2 separate regions of the Homo sapiens genome follow, and region 2 is linked to region 1. Evidence: read pairs that join two places in POLR2A ChIA-PET (ENCODE). Cell type or tissue: PC-3. All regions are shown on one strand.

Region 1 (2,500 bases):
AGTGACTTCAACCTGAGTGATTTTCCCGGGTACATTTGGCAATGTCTGGAGATATTTTTGGTTATTACAACTGGGGAGTTGAGGGGACATGCCTACCAGCATCTTATGGGTAGGGCCAAGGATACTGCTCAATACCCCACAATGCACAGGACAGCCCCCCCTTCCCCGCACACACCAAAGAATTATGCTTCTCCAAATGGCAACAGTGCTGAGGTGAGGAGACTCGACAAATATATTCCCCTACTGGTCACCTCTTAGATTTACCTTTTTTTTCTTTTCTTTTCTTTTTTTTTTGAGAAAGGGTCTCACTCAGGGCTGGGTGGCTCACACTTGTAATCCCAGCACTTTGGCAGGCTGAAGTGGGCAGATCACTTGAGGCCAGGAGTTTGAGACCAGCCTGGCCAACATAGTGAAACCCAGTCTCTACTAAAAATACAAAAATTAGCTGGGTGTGGTGGCAGGTGCCTGTAATCGCAGCTACTTGGCAGGCTGAGGCAAAAGAATTGCTTAAACTTGGGAGGTGGAGGTTGCAGTGAGCCGAGATCGTGCCACTGCACTCCAGCCTGGGCAACAGAGCAAGATGCGGTCTGAAAAAAAAGGGGGGTGGGTCTCACTCTGTCACCCAGGCTGGAGCACAGTGGCGCGATCTTGGCTCACTGCAGCCTCAACCTCTTGGGCTCAAGTGATCCTCCTACCTCAGCCTCCTGAGTAGCTGGGACCACAGGCACATGACACCACGCCAGGCTAGTTTTGTTTACTTTTGTAGAGAGGAGGTCTTACTATGTTGCCCAGGCTGGTCAGGACTCCTGGGCTCAAGCAGTCCTCCTGCCTCAGCTTCCCAAAGTGCTGGGATGACAGGCATGAGCCGCCGCGCCCAGCCAGATTCACCTTTTGACTAGTTGCAGACTCTAATGGTAAGGGGTTGCAGATTAAACCACGCCTCATTCCCAGAGGAGGAGTCAAAGGTGCTGCAGGGTGTCCCGCACACCACTGCCCTGGAGAGTGGTGCACAAGCGAGCCGCCACTCCCCTCCTGTTCTTAAACAGGAAGGAGCTCGAGGAAACGCAGCTTCAAGTGCTCAGGAAAAGGGCTGAGTGCCCTGTGGTGTGGCTGGGCAGAAACAGGAAGGTGTGCAGCCTTCACGGCTGGTTTGCTGTGGAGAGCACACTCCCACACTCAGCAGCTGCAGCCGGGCACAGGAGGTCTTCACTGGGTCCCACACGGGAGCAGGGAGGGGGTGGTGCATGCGGCTTCTCATCCAGAACCTCATAGAGCTGTTTGGTTCCTGCCTCTACTCTAGCTGACTTGCTTGGGATGCGTGGCCCTCCACGCAGTGCTTTGCATGTGGTCATTTCCCTTTTTTTTTTTTTTTTTTTTAATTAATGAACTTTATTTTTTAGAGCTGTTTAGTTCACAGCAAAATCGCGTGGAAAGCACAGAGTTCTCTACATACCTCCTGCCCTCCCTACTACCAGGGTGGCTGTTTGTTACAACGGATGAACCCGCCTTGTCTCTTCACACGTCATTATCACCCAAGTCCGTAGGTTACATTAGGACTCACTGCTGGTGCTGTATATTCTATGGGTTTTGACAACTGTGCAATGACATGGCTCCCCCACTACAGTATCACACAGAGCAGTTTCACTGCCTTAAAAATGCCCTGTGCTCTGCCTGCTCATCCCTCCCTCCCTCCTAACCCGTAGGAACCACTGATCTGTTTATTATCTCCATCGCTTTGCCTTTCCTAGGATATCATAGAGTTGCAATCCTCCATAGGCATAGCCTTTTCAGATTGGCTTCTCTCACCTACTCATATGCAGATGAGTTCCCCCATGTCTTTTCATGGCTTGCTAGCTCATTTCTTCTTAGTGCTGTGGAATAATATTCCATTGTCTGGATGCACCACAGCTAATTTATCCATTCACCTGCTGAAGGACACCTTCGCTGCCTCCAAGTTCCAGCTGTTATGAATAATCGTGAATAAAGTCGCTATGAACACCCATGTGCAGGTTTTTGTGTGGACATAAGTTTTTTTAACTCCTCTGGGTAAATATCAAGGAGCATGATTGTTGGATCACAGGGTAAAAGTGTGTTTAGCTTTCTAAGGATTTGTCAAACTGTCTTCCAAGGTGGCTGTACTGTTTTGCGTTCCCACCAGCAGTGAGTGAGGCTTCCTGTGGCTTCACATCCTCCCTCGCATTTGGTGCTGAGTGTCCTGGATTTGGGCCATTCTCATCGGTGTTTGCTTTGATTTACAATTCCCTGACAGCCATTTGTTTTTAAGCCACATTACTTTAAGATCACACAGGACCAATCTTTACTGTGAACCAAAGTCTCAAAATTGCCATCAGGGATCCCAAATGACATGATGCTCTGGCGGCGCAGAGCACCTGGGCAGGAGGTGATATAAAGGGAGGATACCCCAAGTTGCCCAGAAGACAGGCTGACAAACATTGTCCCTGTAGTCCTGCCTGATGTGACAACGCCCTGTCTACACTGG
Region 2 (2,500 bases), 120 kb after region 1:
CAGGGATGTGGCCACTGGCCCAAGGAAACACAGCTGGCCTTAAGTATGTCAATGCCACCCTGGACTCCTTCCTCAAACTGTTGACAAAGACAGCAGGCTCCATAGAACTCGGCCACCAGGACAGACGTCAGCTAGTGCTAAGAACTGGGCCCCGAACCTGGGAGGCTTCAAAACACCAGGGCAGCCCACCTCGTGCAGAAGCCTGCAGCGGCCCCGGGGGGAGTGGGAGCAGAGCAGGTGTTGGAGCCTCTCTTGGGGAAGCCATGCGTCAGGACTTGGAGCTGCAGGGGGTGATAGTGTAGAGAGCCAAGCCTCAGACTAAAAGTGGGTTCAAGGTCTGACCTGTCACCTAGGGGCTGAAGCTTTGAGCATACCCTGCCCCCCGCCCCCACCGTGAGCTTCACAGTGTCCTGGGGTGAGAAGGGCCATCCTCGTGAAGGCCCCTCCAGTCTCAGATCTAACAGGACTGGGAGGAACAGAACGGGGTCCCTGCGGCGGCTGGCCTCAAGCTGACCCTGGGGAGTAAGCACAGAGGGGAAGGGGGCAGGGAGGGGTGTTCTTGTCACAGGGAGGGACTCTGGACTTCCCAGACTGTTGGGCCTTTGCGCAGCCCAGGACTCCTGTCTACCTGTTGTTGGCTGAATAATGGTCCCCAAAGATGTCCGCGTCCTAATCCCTGGAACCTGGGAGTGTTCCCTGGTGTAAGGAAAGGGCTTTGCAGGTGGGAGTACATTCAGGATCTTGAGACGGGGAGATTATCCTGGATCATCAGGATGGGCCCAAGGCACAGCTGCAAGTCTCCTCTAAGACGGGGGCAGAGGGAGGCAAGGAGAGGAGAGGGCGCTGTGAAGACGTGAGATTGGAAGCTGCTCCACCGCTGGCCTTGGAGCCAGGTGGAGGGAGGAACCGTGAGCCACAGGACGAGATGCCAGGAACGCAGCCCAGAAACTGGGCAAGGTGAGGAAGCCGTTCTTTCCCAGAGCCCATGACACCGCAGTGTGAGCTGCATGAAATGGATTTCAGACTCGGACCCCCACAACTGAAGGAGAACAAACGTGTGCTGTTTAAAGCCATCAGACGAATGGCATTTTGTCACAGCAGCCACAGGAAACAGATACACCATCCACTGGAGAAATGACCCTCAGGTTTGAGAAGCCACGATTTACCACACCCCACACAGCCCCACGCGGGACGCTTTGCCAAGCTCAGGAATGTGCGGGTGGAAGGCAGGGGCCGGCGAGGGCAATGCCATGGGCTCCCCAACCAAGGCGAGTGCATCGTGTGCCTGTGGAACTGGTGGTGTTGGGGGGCCTGAGAAGGTCAAGGCCCCATTCATTCGAGGGTATGACCCTCCCCCACCCCCAACCCTGGCAGGCATCTGACAACTGGCAGGCTTCAGAATCCGATTGTAGTGAAGAGTGAAGACCTCCAACCCAAGAGACCTCCAGACAGGGTGAGACCCTCCAGACAGGGTGGACCCTCCAGACAGGGTGAGACCTCCAGACAGGGTGAGAACCTCCAGACAGGGTGAGACCCTCCAGATGGGGTGAGACCTCCAGACAGGGTGGATCCTGAGCCTGCAGTTCCTCCCAGCTGATTGTAGAAATCCCATCACTGTTGGGAGCTCAATTATTTTTTCTCCCAAATCCTCCAAAACTTAGGGTCAGCACGGTCTTAATCCCCTGTGAGTCCCCGCATCACATCAGCCCTTCCAGCTATACCTGCAGGCTGCAGGCTCACCTCTGGCTATTGGCTGGATTTGAGTCAGACCTTCTCAAAGCTAACCTTTCCCCAAGTCTAGCAGAGCCTTTTGGTGGCCTTGGAGAGGTCCAAACAAGGCCACATGAGAGAGAACATGAAGTCCAAGTTTAGGAAGGGGGAGCGTGGCTTTTCAAAGAGTTTTTGTGTTTTTTTTATTTTTTAAGTTCCAAGGTGCATGTGCACAACGTGCAGGTTTGTTACATATGTATACATGTGCCATGTTGGTGTGCTGCACCCATTAACTCGGCATTTACATTAGGTATATCTCCTAATGCTATCCCTTCCCCCTTCCCCCTCCCCCCACCCCACGACAGGCCCCGGTGTGTGATGTTCCCCTTCCTGTGTCCATGTGATCTCATTGTTCAATTCCCACCTATGAGTGAGAACATGCGGTGTTTGGTTTTTTGTTCTTGCAATAGTTTGCTGAGAATGATGGTTTCCAGCTTCATCCATGTCCCTACAAAGGACATAAACTCATCCTTTTTTATGGCTGCATAGTATTCCATGGTGTATATGTGCCACATTTTCTTAATCCTGTCTATCACTGATGGACTTTTGGGTTGGTTCCAAGTCTTTGCTATTGTGAATAGTGCCGCAATAAACATACGTGTGCATGTGCCTTTATTTTTTTTTAAACAGAATTCAAGAATGGAATAAAGGAGGTGTATGATAAATGAGGGAATGAAAAAAAAAAACAGGTTAGCCCTCAATTAGACAGAAAGAAAATAAATTTCCTGAC

The links. ChIA-PET counts read pairs that join two places held together with the same protein. Peaks named below come from ENCODE experiments on the same cell type or tissue, not always from the same donor. Only the 100,000 strongest peaks of a DNase experiment are listed, where the experiment ranks them.
Region 2: POLR2A ChIA-PET joins it to region 1 with 8 read pairs; 3 of 35 experiments call an interaction of 5 or more read pairs at or near these places.

The regions. Positions count from the first base shown.
Region 1 is chr2:10,381,471-10,383,970 of GRCh38, reverse strand. The region is part of intron 1 of HPCAL1 (hippocalcin like 1); the gene reads right to left. Among named protein-coding and RNA genes, the nearest start is that of SNORA80B, 64 kb to the left of the region's middle. RefSeq lists enhancers at 369-1,022, 1,023-1,678. In PC-3, a CTCF peak has its summit at 272; no DNase peak of the experiment used is centred here; H3K27ac peaks cover 502 bases.
Region 2 is chr2:10,263,479-10,265,978 of GRCh38, reverse strand. No RefSeq gene overlaps it. Among named protein-coding and RNA genes, the nearest start is that of HPCAL1, 38 kb to the left of the region's middle. In PC-3, no CTCF peak of the experiment used is centred here; no DNase peak of the experiment used is centred here.